Linked DNA regions of Mus musculus: regions 1 and 3 are each linked to region 2. Evidence: chromatin loops called from intact Hi-C (ENCODE). Cell type or tissue: heart. All regions are shown on one strand.

Region 1 (2,500 bases), 83 kb after region 2:
GCCGACGTGTGGACAGTCACGGTGTTGAGGCTGTTAGTGGCCTTCTTCAGAAAGCATGTGCTGTAGACTGGAGCTCACATTTAAGAATCATGGCTGAAATGCCACGGCCGCTTCCCTTCATGACAACGTTGGTCCACCAGACTTGAATAATTAGATCTCAACAACAAGGATTGGATTTAGTCTGTGAAATATAAAGTCATCTCTGACTCGCCGGTCACAGCATGGGTTCTTTTAGTTTCTTTGGTTTTGAGAGTTCTGATCACACGAGAACGTATTGGGGTCACAGAATGTGATGTAAATCCACCCAGCAGCGTATTCTGTTAAGAGAGCCAGACGTTCAGTATTTCAGGGTCATTCACCAGTGTTCTTTCTCTCAGTTCCCCTGTCTGTAAAGTTGAACATGTGCAAAGGTTGTGGTTAGCTGGATTAAAATGAAGGCGTGCGTGTGGAGCGCCAGCCGCAGCTCGTCCCGCCTAGTGGGCTGTCGGTGACAGGTGCTGGTTTTCTTGTTGTGCTCTTAATTAGCTTGAATTTCTAGGGTGTCATTTCTTAGGGTGCAGTGAACCAACTCTGAATTCTCCACTCCTGTATTTGTAGCTTTCTTAGACCAAAGTTAGCCACCGTGAAGGGCGGAGTCGGAGGGGTGTTGCTGACTTCCATTCAGGGGTGGGGTGGGGGTTCTCCCAGTTACGGGTTGTGCTCTGTAAGAGGAGAATTCAGTTTTGTGGCATGTTTTTTTTTTTTTTTTTTTTTTTTCTCTATATGGTCAAATGTAGTGACCAAATCAACTCGGAATGTTTTGTTACTAACTTTGAAATTCGTTATTTTCTGTGTAGGGGATGTTGATCTGAATAAATTACTGATTATCTTTTACAAATTTCTAGGGAGGAACCGCTAATCTGTACTCAGCACAATCCTTTCTTTCATAAACGTGGGGAGGAGGCAGCAGCACACAGCCACTTCAGAGGGCAGAGCCAACAGTCGTTATGTAACCTGGGTACATGATAGCCTCTGGCTCTAGGTCCAGGCACCCTGGGGGGCTGTGCTGGGGAGACTTACAGTGAGGTGGTACTGTTTATTGAGCTTGACTATGTAACTTAAAAGGCCTTTAAAGAATCAGCCTCTTGGAGTGGGAGATGAATGTGGGAGGAGTTAAGGGAAGGACTGGGAAGCGAATACGGTCAAAATTAATTGTATGCATCTGTGAACTCTTCAAGGACTTGAAGAATTAGTCTCATCCTCAGCTCTGCACACAGAAGCAAGAAGCATTTGGAGCTCTAAGTTGTTTCCGAAGTTAGTCTCTGTGTGGAGAAGGCTGTCTCCTCTCAAAGACTTCTGCCAGAGCGCCTAAAACACATGCCTATCGATCTTTTGTCCGTAGACCCCTTGAAGGTGGCTCCTGCCGCTAACTGGCACTCATTGTATAGATTCTGGGAGCTCTGTTGGAGAGACACACTGCTCCTGGCTGGTGGGAAGGCCACAGCAGTAGGCAGTTTAGAGATGTCCTTAAGAAGAAGACAGATTCTCAGGCAGCCTGTTTGACCTTGATGTGGCCAGGGATGACGGAGTCCCAAGTCTCCACCTCTCAGATGCTGGTTTGTGTGTGGGTACCAACATGTGTGGTCCTGGGGATCAAATCAAGCTAGGGACTCTGTGCGTTCTGGCAAGTGTTCTGCCAACGGAGCTATATTCCCAGCTGTGAAGATACATTTCTGCTTTAACAACCCTTGATATCTAACACTCCCTCCACCTCCCTACCCCCACACTCACCATCTATAGGGCATCCTGTTATTCTCCCCTCCCCTCCCCTCCCCTCCCCTCCCCTCCCCTCCCCTCCCCTCCCCTCCCCTCCCCTCCCGTCCTTCTTTCATTCTTTCACCAATGCAAACTTTTTATTTGTTTATTTATTTTTTATTTATTATTTTTTTTTTCGAGACAGGGTTTCTCTGTGTAGTCCTGGCTGTCCTGGAACTCACTTTGTAGACCAGGCTGACCTCAAACCCACAGAGATCCACCTGCTTCTGGCTCCTGCTGGGATCAGAGGTATGCACTCAGCAATAGTCTATGACTTAAAAGCCTGTTTTGGTTAGGAGCAGCAATTCACATTTAGAAAGGGAGACTGAGTCCGATCAGGGCTTTAGAGTTGCCCCCATAAAATTAATGTTTGGAAATTGCAGAAACATCTTCACTTGAAGACCAGAAGTCACATTTTTTTGGGGGGTGGTGGTGGTAAAATTCTAGATGTTTTCCAGGCAGTTTAATGTAAAATGTCAAGGTCACAGAAAAGGTTATAGAAAAGTAAATTTGTGTTGTAATTTTCAGGAGGTGATATGAAATGTTGTGTTCATATTTTTATACAATCACAAAACTACAAGGAATAGCCTTATTGTTCTTATCAAACATGATTGTGGATACAAATCAAGAACTCTTAAGTAGAGTTCCCTGTCCCTATGCAAATTAGCCCATAAGTGTACTGGCTAGTTTTGTGTCAACTTGACAC
Region 2 (2,500 bases):
CAGCATTTCAGACAAAATAAGGAGTACGTCTTCGCTGAAACAAACGCATCGCAGTATGACTTACTGGATGCCAACAGCAAAGCACCTTTCTGTAATTCGTTTAGTCACTAAAATCATCACCTATTGCATACCTATATCCCTTCAAAGAAAAAGGTTTCAGAAAAGGTAAACTGAACTCTTGGACAGATGAAGCATTCAGAGGAAGCTTCTCAAACTGCAAAACCCTACCAAAAAAGAAAAAAAAAAAAAAAGAAAGAAAGAAAATCTCGTCCCCAGGGAGGCTGGAGGGCAGTGCGACCTGTCTGATCACTACAGCTCAAAGCTGTAATCATAAAGAACAAGGCTCAAGCGAGGCAGTAGCCGCGGACGCCAGCACTCCTGTCCCTGACCTGCCACCCCACCTCGGCCATCGCGGCTTTCCCCACCCCTCCATGCAGGTCTCCCGGTGCCCGAGTCACCGGCGCTGCAGCAGAGCCCAGGCCCGCAGTGCGACCGGACACCTCCGGGCAGGAAAATGGCGGCTGCGGGCGAGGGTGGGAGACTGGCGGAAAGCCGCGCCACCACACCCACCTCACGATGGAGGCGGCAACGCTGGGAGCAGGACCCGGGGTAGAGGCCGGGAGAGGACCCCAGAGACAGGCACAGCGGACAACGCGGGAAGCGGGGAGGGGAAAGAGGGCAGCTTCCAAGCGATCGCCAAGATGTCACCCACACACGAGCGCCAGCAGGCCGACACCCGGAAGCAGTACCCTTGACGGGAAATGACGTCAGGACAGCGCTGGGAAACAGCGGCGGGCCAGTTTCTCAATACTCACGGATGTCGATCACGCCCCGTCCAACTAGTCCCGCCCCTTTCACCGCCCCCCACCCCGCCCCAGGCCGCGGCGCTCCAGAGCTGCACTGCGGCTGCGCGAGTTAAGGCCTGCAGCTCAGCTCTGCCTCTAGGTTCGATGCTCTTGTGACATACCCCAGAGACTGTTCAGTGACAAGCCAGTAGGGACATTTTGGAACCCCTCCATCCTCAAGTCCCCTCCTTATCCCATGACTTTCCTTGGACTTCCCTAATTTTAAGATTTACAGAAATTTTCTTATGCTTTAAGCCTCTAGGCTAGGTAGTGAATTTTAAGCGTGAACTCTTAAGTTAACTGTCAGAACCTCCAGTCTAGTGTCCGATTGATTCTAACACTAGAGTCAGGATACACTCCAACTCGGAGACTCAGAATTTACTCATCTGAATAACAGAAATAATGTGTGTTTCACAGTTTTGGGTTAAAACAAGTCTGAAAAGGAGTTTAGGCTCTGGGGCTGTATTACCAGGAGACTATATTTTAATGCTAGGAGACCAACTTTTCGTCAGAGCTCAGGCTGCCACTCCTAACCACCAACTATTCATTTCTTACACTGATCCTAGGCATGTTTACTGAGTGCGTATACTGAACCAAGTCCTGAAAGTATATCGTTGATACCTCTGATAGCTCCAGCCCACGAAGTTATGAACTCCTATAATTGTCAGACTTCCCACCATTCCTCATTTCATATGTTTTTCACTGGTTCTATGGCATCCACGAACTTGTCTGTATGCTTATTTAAGAGAGAAAGTCATGTAAAACATGAATCCGGAGTCATGGCTAGACCTCTATGGCTCCTGAACCCCACACTAAGGACGAACTCAAACATAACTTGGGTGAGCTCCAAAGCCTTCCTGGAAGCTGATGCCCATCCAATGGAGAAAGGCGATAGGATTTGTTAACCATCTTAGACCCTTGCTATGGCACCAGGAACGTGGGGATCACCAGAAATCACGGAACTTTAAGCTCAGCTGTGAAAGCCTTGGGTTCCATCCTTGTGATCAGAGCAGCTGTGGTGTACCCACTGGAGACCCTCAAAAGATTGCTTCCACGAACATGCCCTCCTGAAGAGTCAAGAGCTCAGAGGCACATCCTTTTCTCAAAGGTACAAAATTGAGCATATATGCTTGGGAGAAAGATGTATTAAGAGGCATAGCTGGCAAGCTGCCCATGATTTGGAAAGTAACTTTAATTAAGCTCATTAGTTCACCAAGCATGACTTGATGGAATTATTCCTTCCATTTGCCATTGTTCTTTGAGAGGAATAGAGACATCCCTGGAAGAGTCTTTAACAAGCACTCTTTCAAATATCTTCATTGAGCAAATAGCCAAGGCGGTATCAGCCCAGCTTTACCTGTTAGATATTACTTTTGTTTTTCAGAAGTCACTTTATTTGTTTTTAAGTATTTATTTATTTTTATTTCTGTGTGTGGCTGCATGAGTCTATGTGTACCATGTATACCCCCACAGGTACAGGAACTGGAGTTACGGGCAGATGTAAGCTACCTGATGAGGGTGTAGGAAATTGAACCCAGATAATCTGAAGGACAGTAAGTGTCCTTAGTTTCCAAGGTATAGCACCAGCCCTGTTAGCCTGTTAGACATTACTGTGAAACCATTATTAAAGGAATATGTCAGAGTATTCCTTAATT
Region 3 (2,500 bases), 70 kb after region 2:
AACCCTCCCCTTGCTATTGGTAGCAATTTTACACATACCCAGTGCCTACTTTATACTAGCACGGTGTACATTAGTGAATAAGCCTATTTCTAAGTCTTGTTTCGTGTCCTCTCCCCCCCTTTCTTTTGCTTAGTAACATTTCTGAGCGTTTTTTTTTTAAAGTATTTTAAATTTACTAAAGAATGCCTCTTTCATTCTTTTTTTTTTTAATCTTGAATTTTTTTTTTTTTTTTTGAAATTTTATCCTATATCGAGTGGTTCAGGGACAAAGTAGAGACAGAGAAGCTTCTGTTTGCAGAAGATGGCGATTTGCAGAGACCCGTAATTTGTGAAGGCACTGAAAACCGAGGATGGAGGATGCTCAGCCCTAAAGGGAACATGTGTGCTGAACCCCTCCTCCTAGGGCCCAGGGATCGTTGAGGAAGAGGAGCACAGACTGTGTACTAGCTGGAGGCAGGGCATGACTATAGGGAAACAGTGGTTTTTTTTGGACACATCAGGGCAGCTGCACATGTGAACTCATAACAGTCCTGACGATGGCACACACAAGATGTGCGCAGGCCCAAGACAGACCAAATCCCAGCATGGGGAGGGGAGCTGGGCCTGACACCCCACCCTGTCAGCAGCTGTTAGGTGCCGGGTGGGTGGGGGTATAGCCCTGGTGAGTCATCACAGCCCAATGGAGGGCCACACATGGAAAAAATATGTGGGCAGCAAGTTGGTTTTGATGAGCTTAAAAAAACAAAAAGCACCGAGAGTTGGGTAGATGGGGAGATGGGGGTGAATCCGAATCAAACACATAGTGCAAACTCCTCAAGAATTAATACAAATAATAACCCCCAAAAGAATTTGTGGTGGGTCCCATCCGGCTCACCTACAAACTCTACGTCAAGTGTAATAATAATATATGGTGTACCTTCCAAAGAAGCCATAGTTTTTTTTTTTGTTGTTGTTGTTTATTTTTTTTCTACTTTGGATGTTTACATTTCTTGCCCTCTTCTTTCCTTTTCCTTTTCCTTTTCCTTTTCCTTTTCCTTTTCCTTTTCCTTTTCCTTTTCCTTTCCTTTCCTTTCTTTTCTGTTCTCTTTTTTCGGAAATAATATAATATAATATAAACAACATTTCCGTGTAGAATTCTGCAAGCATTTTAAGTTCTAAAGTCAGAGCTGGGAACATTTCAGAGAGCCCCTGTCCCACGCTGACAGGGCACCCAGGATAGCATCTGATCCATGCATTGCCAGTATCCTGTCTGCACTCCGGGTATATTGGATTGCTACCAACAGCAAGGGGGTCCCCCTGATGGACGAGGAGGGAAGTGGCCATGGGTTTTTCAGGAAAGTGACCCTGGACTACATGACTTTATTAAACTGGAGGAGTCAGCTTATTTTGGAAACTTGTTTCAATAACACAGAGCCCATACCTCTCCTATCCCTGTGTCCTTGCGTCCACTGTAGCAGTCAGTTGACCCACTTCTCATGTGACTTTAAGTGCTTTTGGGTCCACCAACCGTATTTTTTGAGACAGGGTCTTCTACGCTTAAGCTGGTGTCTAATGCATTGTATAGAACTCCCAATCCTCCTGCCTCCCCCCCCACCATGTGCTAGAATTATAGGCCTGCGCCACCATGCCCAACTTAACATGCTATTTTCTTAAACACTGAATGTGTTCAGGTAGCTTGCTTATTAAATGTAGCCAGGTGGTCTTCTCATGGCTGCTCACAGTACATCTGTATTTCCCAGCTGCATGGAATGCATAGGCAATCGCCATTTAGTTTTTAGCCCATCCTTTTGGACGGTTTCTGTTTTAGTTTTACAAGTGGCTCCCACATGAATCTGGCCATCCAGCTGTCATTCTGCATGTGCGGTTGTATGAGGAGGATGGTATTTCCGAGGTCACCAGTTAATTGCAGACCTCGCTGCTAGCGTACGGATACCACCCCCAGCATTGCAGAACACCTGTGCCTTAAGGGGCCCTGTGTAGGAAGACAGGTAGCTCCAGTGTCATTGTCCCAAGTCCCTAGATGCTTTGTCCTTAAGCTAAAGAAACAGTACCATGGCCCTGTTTCCCCAAGAAACAAGTAACAGTGACTGGCATTTCCTTTAAGATTGTAACACACTTGAGAAAGAAGATGGCTTAGAAAAGAAACATTTAAGTTAGGACCCTCAAGGTTAATTCACATTGTCCTGGATAGAGACAGTTGGATACTTCGTTTTTTGTTTTTTGAGACCGGTTCTTACTGCAGAGCCCAGGCTGGCCTGGAACTGGCTATGGTGGACTAAGCTGGCCTGGAACTTACACTGAACTGCTAGTCCCTGCCTCTTGAGTCCTGGGACTCAAGCCACCAAACCCAGCCTTGAGCCCCCTACCCCCTTTTAAATCTTACATTTTATGCTGTTGGAGACAGAGCCTGTGAGGATGTATGTCTGGCAGGGGCTTTGCCACTGAGCCACGTTCCCAGCCCTGAGGGGATTTTTTTTTGACCAAATTTTTTTAAATTAAT

Evidence for each region. A loop is a pair of places that touch in the nucleus more often than their neighbours do. Peaks named below come from ENCODE experiments on the same cell type or tissue, not always from the same donor. Only the 100,000 strongest peaks of a DNase experiment are listed, where the experiment ranks them.
Region 1: a loop joins it to region 2, with 1.8 times the contacts of the local background. A loop is called at or near these places in 2 of 42 quality-filtered maps.
Region 3: a loop joins it to region 2, with 5 times the contacts of the local background. A loop is called at or near these places in 2 of 42 quality-filtered maps.

Annotation. Positions count from the first base shown.
Region 1 is chr5:73,207,892-73,210,391 of GRCm38, reverse strand. All of the region lies in intron 2 of Fryl (FRY like transcription coactivator), which reads left to right. Among named protein-coding and RNA genes, the nearest start is that of Fryl, 47 kb to the left of the region's middle. In heart, no CTCF peak of the experiment used is centred here; a DNase peak (open chromatin) is centred at 991; H3K27ac peaks cover 761 bases.
Region 2 is chr5:73,291,047-73,293,546 of GRCm38, reverse strand. It overlaps Ociad1 (OCIA domain containing 1), which reads right to left and starts at 753. Exons shown (of 9, transcript NM_023429.4): 1 at 571-753. In heart, a CTCF peak has its summit at 969; a DNase peak (open chromatin) is centred at 766; H3K4me3 peaks cover 1,181 bases; H3K27ac peaks cover 1,233 bases.
Region 3 is chr5:73,221,373-73,223,872 of GRCm38, reverse strand. All of the region lies in intron 1 of Fryl (FRY like transcription coactivator), which reads left to right. Among named protein-coding and RNA genes, the nearest start is that of Fryl, 34 kb to the left of the region's middle. In heart, a CTCF peak has its summit at 1,294; no DNase peak of the experiment used is centred here.